Regions from separate parts of the Homo sapiens genome. Here region 2 is linked to region 1. Evidence: chromatin contacts called from ENCODE Hi-C data. All regions are on one chromosome and are shown on one strand. Each heading gives the region's core, a stretch centred on a gene start or an enhancer-like site at or near the end of the contact. The rest is flanking DNA. Distances are from core to core; before and after follow the strand shown.

Region 1 (7,241 bases), core at 2,944-5,443:
CATCCTTAGCAAACTAACGCAGGAAAGGAAAATCAAATACTGCATGTTCTCACTTATAAGTGGGAGCTGCATTATCAGAACTTATGCACACAAAGAAGGAAACGACAGACACTGAGGCCTATCGGAGGGAGAAGGGTGGGAGGAGGGAGAGGAGCAGAAAAGATAACTATTGGGTACTGAGCTTAATAACTAGGTGATGTAATAATATGTACAACAGACCCCTGTGGCACATGTTCATCTATGTAACAAACCTTCACATGTACCCTCAAACCCAAAATTTAAAAAAATTAGCCAGGTGTGGTGGCACCCACTTGTAGTCTCAGTTCCTTAGGAGCCTGAGTTGGGAGGATTGATTGAACTTAGGAGGTTGAGGCTGCAGTGAGCCCTAATTGCACCACTGCACTCCAGCCTGGGAGACAGAGTGAGATCCTGTCTCAAAAAAAAAAAAAAAAAAGGTAGAATTTCCCCCATGGGTCCCTAGAAGGGCAAGTAGGATGAATCAAAAGGAGTTTCAGAGAAACTGACCTCAGCTAAATATAGTGGGAACCTTCTAATAGCCAAAGTGCCAAAGTTCTTAGGATAGAATAGTTTTTTGCTTTTGTTTTTTTCAGAAGTACAGACTTCCTCATCTCTAAATTAAATTAAATTGCAGTTAGATGGCCGGGCGCGGTGGCTCATGCCTGTAATCCCAGCACTTTGGGAGGCCGAGGTGGATGAATCACGAGGTCAGGAGTTCAAGAGCAGCCCGGCCAACACGGTGAAACCCTGTCTCTACTAAAAATACAAAAAATTAGCTGGGCATAATGGCGGGTGCCTGTAGTCTCAGCTACTCGGGAGGCTGAGGCAGGAGAATCGCTTGAACCCAGGAGGCAGAGGTTGCAATGAGCCGAGATCACGCCACTGCACTCCAGCCCTGGTGACAGAGTCTCAAAAAAAAAAAAAAAAAACAACGAGTGATACCTGTTGTTGGGGGTAAGGTTGCATGTGGCCTTGCTGGCTGCAGAGCTAGGGCCTAATTTGAATGGGGTGTTTAGGGCCTGGCATCCTCAGCAAGTTCATTAAAATTTATGAACATTACATTACAACATTCATTCTCACACTTGCAACCATAAAAGAGATTATTTTCTTCACTGAGTAGGGCAGGGGGTTAGGATTTTTTATAAGCAGCCTCTCCAATAGCCTGTATCGGCCTCTAAGTCCCAAATGCATGCAACATGGTGCCATGGGTAAAGGGCACAGAACTGTCTGGGAGTGCTGTTGTGAGGTTTTGTTTTCCACTTCCCCTCACCCCATCATTATCCCTCCCCAGCTGAGATGTCTCCTCCCCCTCAGCCCTTCCTCCAGGGTCCAGCTTCAGGAAAGGCCCCGTGCTAAGTAATAAATAGGAGGTGCGCAGGATTTTAAATCTCACCACCTGGGTTTATTTTCTGATAGTAAAATGGAAGAAAAATAGAGTGAAACCTCCATGATTTATGGGCTCCCTTGCTTTCGGAGGTTTTCCGGTTGCATCTTTGTGCTATGCTTGACATTTATGATATAAGATATTAATATCTGCACAGAAGAGCTGCCGGTGCTAATTATTCAGACCTGCTCTGACAGCGAACTAGTGAGCAGCACTCATATGTCAGATCCCATCTATGCATTAAGCCTTTCACTTAAAATAGGTGGGAATGACGAGGCACTATGGGCCTTAGCTGTATAAACTGTGCAGAAAGTCTATAGGATATATTAGTAAATCAACTATGATAGGGCTGCTGAAAAGCAAGCCAATACCTGTCTGATAAATAGAATCCCCAGGAAAGTCTTTGATTTAGGAAATGTGCCAGAGACATAAAATGATATGAGGGAAAATGCAAATAATGAAACTAGCTTTTCCTAATTCAGAAAGGAAAATGTTTGCCTCTCCTTCCAGTCCTTCAGGTTGTCAGATGTGCCTTGTTTCTAGCAGCTATTTATAATATTAATCATTTTAACAGTATCAAACAGACTGGGTTTTTACACTTGATAAATTTTTGATGTTGAACCTTTGAAAAATGCAGTGATGTGATTTTTTTCTTCCTGAAGAGTTTCTCCCCAGAAGCCAGTGTTAATTTGCAGATGCCAACACATGACTAATGGTCTTATCTCAAAAGATTAATCCACACTAAATTAACATAGGACCAAGGCCTCAGGATTGTATAGCCTTTCGTCGTGAGAGATTCCAGGCTTTGTGATTCTGACAGACAGGCTGGCAGTTGTCTCCTCATAAGGGATGGTAGCTGGTTAGTTAATTGGTCAGTCAGTCTGCCTGGTACACCCTGTTACTGCCTGCCTAACAGTCACTGCCCTCCTCTTCTTTGTCAAGAACACCAATTTTGTTCAGTGAGCAATGCGCTCAGCTCCAGATGATGAGATATGATGGAGCTGCTTCAGTTCAGGTGAACTAAATTCCCTGTGATTGGTTCAGAGGTGAGGAAGTGACCTAATTCTGGCCAATGAAATGCAAGAGAAGGATGGAAAGGAGCTGAATGGGTTGGAGGAGGAAAAGGGATGGTGGCTTCTGGAAAAGAAAATAAAAGGTGATCATCATGTGGAAGTTAGTCCTTTTTGTTTCTGTAATTTCCTTCCTGATATTGGATGTGGCTGTGAGAAAACTGGTTCCTGGAGCAGCAGCTATGCTGGGCTCTTGAGTGGAGACCATAGCCAGAACTTTGGGTGGCAGAGCAGACAGACGGAAAGACACTGAGCCCTCGCTGATGTCATCAAGCCACCAAACCAACTGCGGTCAGTTCCTTCTGCCTACCTCTAGATCGCTTTTTAAACAAATAATAAATGTCATGATGCAAGCCACTGTTAGCAAAGGTTTCTGTATGTTGGTGCTGGAAGTATTGCTAATGATACAGCCAATTTTGCAAGCCTGGAAATTGTTTTCTCTCTTAAAAGCATTCATGTCATACATGCATATGGTAAAGCAAAATGTTGAAAAGTATATCAAGGTGTTAAATAGCAAGTGCAAGTATTATTCCAGCTCCCAGTACCCTCCTCAGAGGCAACTACTTTTTTTTTTTTTTTTTGAGATGGAGTCTCGCTCTGTCGCCCAGGCTGGAGTGCAGTGGCGCAATCTTGGCTTACTGTAACTTCCGTCTCCCGGTTCAAGCAATTCTCTGCCTCAGCCTCCTGAGTTGCTGGGACTACAGGCGCCCGCTACCACGCCCAGCTAATTTTTGTATTTTTAGTAGAGACGGGGTTTCACCATCTCGGCCAGGCTGGTCTTGAACTAACGTCGTGATCAACCCGCCTCGGCCTCCCAAAGTGCTGGGATTACAGACATGAGCCACCGCCCCCAGCCAATTAAACGTTTTTTTTAAAAAAATAAATGCAATGGAATGCAATGAAGCTATCAAAAATGCCACTGAGGGAGAATATTTATTGACAAATTCAAATGTTCAAGGCATATTCTTAAGTAGGGAAGCGCCAAACTTTCTAAATGGAGCCGGTGTTCTTTTTGTAACTGAGAAGATTTAGTTTAAAAAAAATATATATATATATACACACACACACACACACATATACATACATACATCCGTTGGCTTCACAGTAGCTGGCACCTCCCTCCCCTTTGCTTCAGGCACTTCCTGGGAGTCCTCGTCCATTCTCACCTCAGCGACGAAACCCCTCCACATACCCTGTTTCTCCTCACATTTATCCCCGAAAATGTTATATAATTATGTGTATGGCTTATTGTCTGCTCCCTACCCCCCAAAAAAATGTTCTCCAGGGCAGTGACGTTTCTTTCATTGATTGATACATGTGAAACCACTTGCAACCGTGCTTGGCACACAGCAGGTGCTCAGTGCCCCTCTGGTGAATAACTGAGGGGCACTAGGTCTGTTCTGGGCCGTTTTCCTGCCGCCCACGCCCTCCCTCCCGAAATTCCCACAGACACAGAGTTGCAAGTTACTGCCCTCAGCGAACCTCCCCTTATCTTCCCTATAACCAGGAACCTGGGGCCCTCCAGCTCACAGGGGCCCTCTTGTGGCATGTGGGCGCGTAACAGCTCAGCCGGGACCCCGCCTCAAACGCATGGAACTACACTTCCCCGAATGCAGGTGTCCTCTCGTGGACTCCATTTCCCAGCGGCCTCAGCGGCTGCCCCGCCCCTCCTGGTCCCCGGCGCGCCGCGGGGTGAGCGGCGCCGGGCCTGAGGTCGCCCAGACGCCGTCGGGGCGGAGCCGGGTCGCGAGGCTGCATCCCGGCCGGCGGTTCCGGAGCCTCGCGGCTGGGGAGGCGCGGCCCGGGACGCTCGAGCTTAGGGAGGTGAGCGTCGGCGGCAGGCCAAGCCGGTAGGAGGCGGCGCCCGGCACGGGGACTGCCTGCGGCTGCCGAGGCTCCGAAAGCCTTTGTGGGCGCTGGCGGGCACCCCCGCGTCTGTCACCGGCCCCCGCGCCGGGATCTGGACTCTCGCCCCCCCGCGGGGCGCTCCCTCGCCGTTGCTGGTGCACCCGCGTCCGGCTCGCCGTGGACGCCGGGCCTGGCGTTTCCTCCCGGGCCCGTCCTGCCCACTCCATGTGGGCCTCGCGGACTCGGGGCACCGGGACCCCGAGGGCAGGGCGGACGCAGCCGGGCCCCGGTTTCCGAGTCCGTCCCCAGGACGGCCACCCCTCCCGCCTCGGGACACCCAGCGCTTTCCTCTTCAGAGCTGGTGTTTGGCCGGGCGCGGTGGCTCACGCCTGTAATCCCAGCACTTTGGGAGGCCGAAGCGGGTGGATCACGAGGTCAGGAGATCGAGACCATCCTGACTAACACGGTGAAACCCCGTCTCTACTAAAAATACAAAAAAAATTAGCCGGGCGTAGTGGCGGGCGCCTGTAGTCCCAGCTACTTGTGAGGCCGAGGCAGGAGAATGGCGTGAACCCAGGAGGCGGAGCTTGCAGTGAGCCGAGATCAAGCCCTGCACTCCAGCCTGAGCGACAGAGCGAGACTCCGTCTCAAAAAAGAAACATCGTGTTAGAAATGGGATACATGGGGTCGGGCGTGGTGGCTCACGCCTGTAATCCTAGATTTTTGGGATGCCAAGGCGGGCAGATCACCTGAGATCAGGAGTTCGAGACCAGCCTGGGCAACACGGTGAAACCTCGTCTCTACTAAAAATACAAAAATGAGCCGGGCGCCTGTAGTCCCAGCTACTCGGGAGGCTGAGGCAGGAGAATGGCTTGAACCCGGGAGGCAGAGCTTGCAGTGAGCCGAGATCCTGCCACTGCGCTACTGCACTCCAGTCTGGCCAACAGAGCGAGACTCCGCCTCAAAAAAAAAAAAGCCGTTTTCCGTGGAGTCGGGAGATGATTCGTTGGCGGGAGAGAGAGGAACCGGCTGGGAAAGGCTTGAGGCGGAGGGAAGTCGTCCCGGGGCCGTCGTGGTGGGAGTCCCGGCCCGCCTCGCAGCGGCGTGAACGGGGCAGGTGCCCCGGCGCTGCCTCAGTTTCCTGAGCGGTGCAGTGGGTGCTGGCAGTGCCAGCTGGCGCCGAGGAACTCAGCGGCGTGGGGCGAGCCCTGGCCCTGGTGGGCTCAGCGGGTCGCTGCTGCCACTGCGGCTCCAGCGTCCCCTCCGTAAGCCCCAAGCCTGTGGGGCCTGGGCCTGGCCGGGCGGCCCAGCGCTGCTCTGGTCCGCGGGCTCCTGGCTCCTCCCGAATCCCTGTGAGGGCGCGCGGGGTCCTTCTCAGCGGGAGTCGGGGTTTTAGAGCTGCGGATTCCAGGGCTGGAAAGCAGAAGGGGTTCTTCCTGGCTCCCTTTTTCTTCTCAGATCTGCCTTCTGGAGACTGCGCCGTCCTCCCGGGAGAGCCAGAAAGAGGACATGGCTGCTGGGCAGCGGGAAGCGAGGCCCCAGGTGAGCTCATTGCCCTCCCAGATCCCAGTGGATGGATTTTCCCCACTAACTGGAGTTCTTCACCCGGGACCATCTCCAGCCAGGATGGAGCCCAAGTCCTTTTCTCTTGGAGGAGCTGGTCCGCCCTCATGAGTGGTGGATTCTGTAGGGAGGACCACCCACCCTCCCCACCCGTGTCTAGTGGTTCTCTTTTTTTTTTTTTTTTTTGAATCTCGCTTTGTCGCCCAGGCAGTGGCGGGATCTCGGCTCGCTGCAACCTCTGCCTCCCAGGTTGAAGCAATTCTCCTGCCTCAGCCTCCCAAGTAGCTGGGATTACAGGCTCCCGCCATCACGCCCGGCTAAGTTTTTTTTTTTGTGCTTTTATTAGAGATGGGGTTTCACCACGTTGGCCAGGCTGGTCTCAAACTCCTGACCTCAGGTGATCCACCCGCCTCAGCCTCCCAAAGTGCTGGGATTACAGATGTGCGCCACTGCACCCAGCCCGAATAAATCATTTTCTGTACACATTTATTTGTGTGTGTGTGTTTGTGTATGCATGTTACCATCTATGTTACCATTTTAACCTTTTTTTATTGTGGCAAAATATATATAACATAAAATATACCATTTTAACTTTTTAAGTGTATAATTCAGTGGTATTTTAGGTACTTCCGCATTGCTGTGCAGCCATCATCGCTATCCATCTTTATTGTGTAGATTATCACATTTATTTCTTAACCCTAAGGGGCAGGCATTAAAAGGCAGTTTTACAGAGTAGTTAAGAATGCAAGCTCAGTGAGACATCTGCTGGATTTGAATTACACAAGAAAAAACAAAGTCACAGAGAGGATACAAAATTTGTAGAAGTCAGCCGGCCACAGTGGCTCACACCTGTAATCCCAGCACTTTGGGAGGTCGAGGCCGGCAGATCGCCTGAGGTTAGGAGTTTGAGACCAGCATGGTGGAACCCTGTCTCTACTAAAAATACAAAAATTAGCCGGGCATGGTGTCTAGCACCTGTAATCCCACCTACTCAGGAGGCCGAGGCAAGAGAATCATTGGAACCCGGAAGGTGGAGGTTACAGTAAGCCAAGATCATGCCATTGCACTCCAGCCTAGGCAACAAGAGCCAAACTCTGTCTCAAAGAAAAAAAAAAATGTGTACAAGTCACACAGCTGGTCAGTGACTGTGTCTGTGTGACCTGGACAAATTTCTTATCTTGTCTGTGACTTTGTTTTCTCTTGTGTAAAGTGGCAACAATAATGGTATCGTCTTGATAGGATTGTTGTGAATGTTAAATAAAGATTATACACTGCAAATTAACATAAAGCTCTAAGATCAATACTTGGCCCATAGAAAGCCTTCAATAAATTATAGCTATTTTACTTTTCGTCATTAC
Region 2 (7,077 bases), core at 3,083-5,582, 210 kb before region 1:
CCCCACACAGAGATGCACAGACACAAGCATACACACCCATATCCCTCCACATACACACACACGACACACCCCCCCCACATTCACATACACACACAAGCATACACACACCCATATCCGTACCCCTCACAAACACACATAAACTCACACACAGACACAGAGACACACACACACAACCCATATCCATACACCCACATACAAACACACACAAACATACACAGACAGACACGTACCACACAAGTGCGCATGCACATACACACAACACATACCCATACCCATACCCCAACATACAAATACACACACAGAGACACACACACAAACACACAGACACATACACACAAACTCACATACAAAGACACAGCCCTACACATCCCCCAGACCCTCAACACACACACGACACACACGCACACATGCAAGCGCGCACACACACCCGAACACACACACCCCCCCACAAATACCCCCACACACACCCTGTGACACACACCCTCAACACACACACACACATGCACACGTGTGCACATGTGCATACACACACATGGGTCCCATGGAACCAGTCATTCTGCACAATAGGAAACTTGTTCCTTCTGATTAGAACTAGTCCCTTTCTTAGAAACTCTGAGAGGGGGTCACAGAGGAAAGTCTCTCTGTCCTGACACACAGGTGTAGCCGAAACCTAACCTAGCATGTAAAATCCAGTAGCTATCACAGCTCTTGTCTTCCCAGTTGGCTGAGAAGTTAAGGGAGCTGGTGTTCACTGAGAAAAAAGAGGTAAGCAGAAGCCCAGAGAAGGAACCAAAGGTCCAAGAGAAAGGACTCTCAGGTTATTGTAGATCCCACTTCCACAGTCAACATCTAGCTGTGTCTTTGCCTTTGCATTTGGGGGAACACCTCCATATCTTTCCAGTCAGTGCCTGCTTCTGCCTGAGGCAGTCTGAATTAGGTTTCCGTTACCTGCACCCAGAGACTTGGCCCATGACAGGCAGTCAAGAAACACTTGGATGGAAGCCATGAACCAATTTGTCAGGGCCCATTTATCGTTCACTTTGTATTTGTAGCCCAGATCATAATTCCTGGCACATTTTACAGCCCTAACATATGTCTGCTGAATGGCAACCAAATCAAGGCAGCCTATAAACACAAGATAAATTGTATGACACCGACAGTGACTTTGAGGAAAAGGTTAAGGAAGGAAAATATCACAGTAGACTGGCACTGTGGGTGCGGACAGGTTTTGCAGAAAAAGTGGTGCATGAGAAGGGTCCTAAGTGACAAGTCAGAAGCCAAGAGGAGGAGGGGAACAGCCGGTGAGCTGTGCTATGTTGAACATGGCGCTCCCACCTAGCTGGTCATCCTTTCCAGTGATTCCTGCCACACATCCCAGTCCTTGGGGAGGTTTAAATGTGAAGGAATTAGAACAATTTAACCAAATGTATCAGAATGTATATGCCCAAATGAATGCTGTCTCCTTCAAAGCACAGTCCATATTCTTTTTTATTTTTTATTTTTGAGATGGAGTCTCGCTCTGTCACTCAGGCTGGAGTGCACTGGCACAATCTTGGCTCACTGCAAGCTCCGCCTCCTGGGTTCACGCCATTCTCCTGCCTCAGCCTCCCGAGTAGCTGGGACTACAGGCGCCCACCACCACGCCCAGCTAATTTTTTTTGTAATTTTAGTAGAGACGGGGTTTCACTGTGTTAGCCAGGATGGTCTCGATCTCCTGACCTCGTGATCCGCTGGCCTTGGCCTCCCAAAGTGCTGGGATTACAGGCGTGAGCCACCGCGTCTGGCCCATATTCTTATTCTAAAGATGCTAGGACTGCTCAAAGCGTTTTAGGAATTTATAGGACTTTTTGGCAGAATAGTCTTTTGAATAATTTCATTGGTAAAAAAACCAAATGTCATAAAAGAAAAAGAGTCTAGTAAATCACACCTCCCCAGAAAAGTGTTCCTACAATGCCCTTCTTTGAGCTCTGTGTGAGATACTGCCCTGATATAGTTTGGATGTATGTCCCTTCCAACTCTCCTGTTGAAATGTGACCTCCAATGTTGGAGGGGGGGCCTGGTGGGAGGTGTTGGATCATGGGGGTAGATCCCTCGTGAATGGCTTAGTGCCATCCTCTTGGTGATGAGTGAATTCTCGCTCAGTTGGTTCACGTGAGATCCAGTTGTTTAAGAGTCTAGGACCTCCCACTTCTCTCTCTTGCTCCCTTTCTCACCGTGTGATACACCTGCTCCCCCTTCACCTTCTGCCATGATTGGAAGCTTTTAAAGTCCTCATCAGAAGTGGATGCTGACACCATGCTTCCTGTACAGCCTACAGAACCGTGGGCCAATTAAACTTCTTATCAATTCCCCAGCCTCAGATATTTATTTAGAGCAATGTAAAAAGGGACTAATACATGCTTTTACCACTTCAGATCCCTAATCTTACTTGCTAGTGAAAAGAGTACAGGTTTTGATTTCACAGGGACCTGGGTTCCAGTCCCAGCTGTGACATTTATGTGACCTTTAGCAAGTTATACAGCTGCAACACCCACCAGGATGAGCCGGATATGGGGCGGGGTTGGAGGGTGTTGGTTGGGGAGAGGCAACTGAGGTCAGTGTCTGGGTGGGACTGGATTGGGAATAAAGCTCCCGGTCTGAGGAAGCAAACATGCCACACTCTTCAAATCCAGAAAGCAATTTAGGGGGAAGAAACCCCCACTCACCTGGACCATGGTTGGCAGGTGGCTGACAGCCATTCTTTCTTCTCCGATGAGCCCTCTTAGGGACAGGCAAAGTGCTATGGAGGCAGGTGTGGAGCTTCACACCTGCAGGACTCCTCAGGCTAGAAGGGTCCACACACCTGCTATTAGGAGAGAACTGGGTCAAAAGCTCTCATACAGCAGTCCAGAGCGAGGCAGTGAGCATTCACATCCTGGGAGGCCTCCAGTACCCCAAGCAGTGAGTGTTTTGGTTCCTGTTTGCTCCCCATTCTCTCTCCTCCTTCTGAGGGTACTATACATTGACTTTTCCCTGCAGAAAGCCTGCTCCAGGTCCAGTTCTCATGCCTTCCACCCACCCTCTGGTCTTTCCCTTCAGCCTCACTGAGCGATCTCAAGAGAATTCTTTTTTTGTTTGTTTGTTTGAGACAGAGTCTCGCTCTGTCACCTAGGCTGGAGTGCAGTGGCACGATCTTGGCTCACTGCAACCTCCGCCTTCCGGGTTCAAGCGATTCTCCCGCCCCAGTCTCCGGAGTAGCTGGGATTACACGCACCCGCCACCACGCCCGGCTAATTTTTTATATTTTTAGTAGAGACCGGGATTTCACCATGTTGGTCGGACTGGTCTCGAACTCCGGACCTCAGGTGATCGGCTCGCCTCGGCCTCCCAAAGTACTGGGATTACAGGCGTGAGCCGCCGCACTCGGCCGAGAATTATCTCTTTAACAAGTTATTCAGCTCCAGAACCCACCAGGATGTACCCGAAAAGGTGGGAGCGCTGGGGAGAGGCAACGGAGGGCAGTGTCTGGGTTCGACTGGATTGGAAGACCGCTCCGCTCTCCCTCTGCGGCTTTGGAACAGCTGCCTTATCTGGCAGTGACAGGAGAAGAGGAAAAGGAGGGTGGTCTTCTTCCTCCTCAGAAAGGAGGCTAAGAAGGCTCTTCACTGTCGAAGCCTCTCAGGCAAACCCTTCTCTGGCCTCAGTGTTCTCACTCTCTGGGGCCCAGTCTGGGTGGCCTGGAGTCACGGGTGGGCAGAAGCGGCGTTTGTGTGAGCTGGGCGGGAGGGGAGAGGGAAGGGTTAGGAACCCTAATCACACACAGCCCCGTCCCGCCCCTGCCGCTTCGCCAGGTCCCTCGGGGGCTGTGGCAGGGGCTGCGCAGCGGCTGCCTCCGGCCTTGGCGAGTTCCTGGCGCAGGACTCGGAACCACGCCAGGCGTGTATCTATCACCTGAGAGGAAACCCTGGGCTTCTCGGAGTCCGCTCCAAGACACATGCCAGAGGCCCTGGCTCCATCTCCTCCACAGGCACTCACAGACTCGACCCTCAGCCCAGGATGACCACCCCTGGCCGTCCTCCCTCTCTGGGATCAAATCTCAGACATACATTCCGGGAAGTTTGGGGCATTCGATCAGCGTCCTCCAGAATGGACCACAACCCGCACCTCCTCGGCTTTGCCTCCGCCCTTCTCCCCAGACGACCTCACGACCGCTCCCGCTCTCCCTCTGCGGCTTTGACCACCGTGCCTGGTCAGCCCCGTGTCGCTCTTCGAGGAGCCTCTGCCGGCGGCGAGAGATCGCAAGCGCCACATCGCAGTCAGAACACAATGAGCTGGAGTCTGCAGCCGGGAGCCGAACTGCGCTTGCGCGTTGCCCTGGGAACCCTTGGGCCGAATTCCCACAAGTCTCAGGGCTGCTGCAGTTCCGCCGGCCAGACTCCACTTCCCAGAGGGACAATCGGCGGAGACAGTGCTGCCTTGCGCCTGCGGGAACAGGGCCCGGCCCCGGCGCTTTAGGCGCGGAAACTACCTTTCCCAGAGACCCCTCCACGCCGACCTCAGCGCGCTCATTGCAACTTACAGAATCGGTTCCGTTCCGTTCGCTTTAGAACCAGGTCTCTGCCTTGCACTAAGGCGCAGGAAGATGCAGATCAGCGAAAAGCTGAAGATGGGGCAAGGGAGGTTAGTCCAGGGGAGCGACGCCCGATCGCTGACGAGAGAGGATCGGGAGGGTCCGGAAGACGGAGTGGGAGGCGACAGGGCGCGTTCCTGACTGGGACCGCGCCGAAAAGGCCTGGAAGGCAACAGAATTGCCCCTTGGCCTGGCAAGCGCCCGACACTTCCAGCCTGGCACTGCGGGCGGGCCAGCGTGTGCTGGGGTGGCGACGCCACAGCCACTAACGCGTGTGCGGTGCGGGAGGACAAGGATGTCGGGCAGGGATGTCCTGCTTGGCACCTCAGGACAGAGCCCATGGTGGCTGGCGGCCCCTGGAATGTTCGGGACGCAGAACACTTCGTGCTTGGGAACTTCTCAGAGGTGGGGACGAGGGAGAGGAAGGCGCCTGGATGCCAGGAAGTCTCCATCTTGGACAGCTGGGTGGTATTTAAGAAGGTGGTATTTATTTTTGTCGACCATATTTTGCAGAGACTGGCAAGGATGAGATGATGCCTAAGAATATCCAACTGGAGATACTTAGTTGCTTTTGAATAGGTAATTTGCATGGAGCTCAGGAAGGAAAGATGAGAGGGTTTTAACTTTGTTGGTCGTTAAAAAAAATCAAGAATGTGACCTGTTTGTCACATACGGAATTGTTGGCCACGTTTTAGGAAGCAGTGTCAGTGACTACAGCATTCTGTTTGGAGTTTTATTGAAGATTTCATTCCATAGACACTTTGGAGCACTTATGTGTCAAGTGCTTGACAAGGCCAGGGTCAGCCGCTGTGCAGCCCCTGTAGCAGTTCCCAGGGACCCGGCAAAGCACCAGAGGGGGAGGATGTTGTGTGAGTATCGCTGGTAACCCTTCTCTCTCGCCTCCCTCGTGACTCCAGGTCACTCAAACTGGGCTCCAGAGAGTAAGAACCCCGAGTCCAGGGGCTGGAGAAATAGCTGTGAAAACCCTGCACTCATGGAGTTTTAATTGTACTAGAGGAGGGGTCAGACAAGTAGAAAGTATTTATCTGGTAGTGATAACACTACTGTTAGGGGTTAGGGTGTGATGGGGCGGGGAATTATTTCAAGCAGCAGTTTTGGAAGTTCTCTTTGAGGAGGTAACACCTGAGCAGAGATTTGAATACAGTGAGGGAAGAAACGATGTGACTGTATGGGTAAAGTGCCTTCTAAAGGGAGGGAACAGAAATGCTGACCAGAGAGAAGTGTGCTTGGTGAACTCCAGGCTTGGCAAGGTCAGTATGACTGGCGAGGGCCTACTGAACAAGGAAGACTGCGAGATGCTGTTGCAGGAGTAACTACAGGCCTTGAAGGAAGGAAATTTGGATTTATTTCTGTGCCTGGAAATGATTAGATTTGAAAGAGTGACATGGCTGGGCACGTTTTGATAGACGCACTGGTCAGCTTCAAAGAAGGCAGACAGTGGTGGGGCTAGAGGGGATACAGGAAGACCAATGAGGAGGCAATGACAGCAGTCCACAATTACAAGTAGCCTCCCACAATTATATAACCTTTCCACAAGGCATTTGCTTTGAGAGCCTAATGATTCTAAGATATTGAAGGGTTTTGGGTGCTATGCTCAGGAGTTTGGATATTATTGTTTTCAGGAATTTAAGAATGATAATATGTATTGAGCACTAACTACATGTTGGGAGTTTTTTTGTTTGAGACACAGTTTCACTTTTGTTGCCCGGGCTGGGGTGCAATGGCATGACCTCGGCTTACCGCAAGCTCCGCCTCCCGGGTTCAAGCAATTCTCCTGCCTCAGCCTCCCCTGTAGCTGGGACTACATGCATGCGCCATCACGCCTGGATAATTTTGTACTTTTAGTAGAGATGGGGTTTCCCCAGGTTGGTCAGGCTGAACTCCTGACTTCAGGTGATCCGCCCGCATCGGCCCCCTAAAGTGCTGGGATTACAGGCATGAGCCACTGCGCCTGGCCATGTTGGGCACTTTTACAAGCACTTTACATTATCTAATGCAACCAAAAACTGAGGTTTGCCCTATTAATAAATGAGAAAACTGAGGCACTCATCTGTTAAGTGCCTTGCTCAGGTCCCATGTCCTTGGAACCAGGAGTCCTTCTCCTGTTGATGTTGGAAGGTTCAAAAGTGCTCTTATTACTTGTCACCCAGATGGCAAAGAACTGACATACAAAGGCCCAAGTCTTCCAGAACTGAAAACAGTAATAAAACCTTCATTTATCTGACCCATTTGTCCTGGTGATGCTGTAGTCTGTTAGGAGTACCTAACAGGTGCCCTTCCACAGCCAACTAAAAAACAAAACTATTCAAGCTGAAGAGAAGCAGTGAAACCTCTGATATGAAGCCTGACACACCCTTTGACTTTAGCCAGGACTCACACACTATATTGTTCTGAGTATTCACTGAGGAAGCCCCCGCTTCTGTCAAGGATTCTCATCAGGAACCAGT

Evidence for each region. A loop is a pair of places that touch in the nucleus more often than their neighbours do. Pooled maps may share reads with other maps.
Region 2: a map of heart right ventricle shows a loop between it and region 1 (5-fold over the local background). The contact joins the promoter of ZNF454 here to the promoter of ZNF354A in region 1. A Hi-C loop is called at or near these places in 9 of 168 maps with a recorded cell type or tissue (Right ventricle myocardium inferior, dorsolateral prefrontal cortex, esophagus muscularis mucosa and 4 more) and 22 of 50 pooled maps.

Annotation. Positions count from the first base shown.
Region 1 is chr5:178,727,611-178,734,851 of GRCh38, reverse strand. It overlaps ZNF354A (zinc finger protein 354A), which reads left to right and starts at 4,193. Exons shown (of 5, transcript NM_005649.3): 1 at 4,193-4,296; 2 at 5,779-5,862. The coding sequence starts at 5,830. RefSeq lists silencers at 4,014-4,353, 4,424-4,653.
Region 2 is chr5:178,938,453-178,945,529 of GRCh38, reverse strand. ZNF454 (zinc finger protein 454) reads right to left here and starts at 4,332. Exons shown (of 5, transcript NM_001178089.3): 1 at 4,086-4,332; 2 at 2,706-2,845. The coding sequence starts at 2,738. ZNF454-DT (ZNF454 divergent transcript) reads left to right here and starts at 4,515. Exons shown (of 1, transcript NR_186409.1): 1 at 4,515-6,854.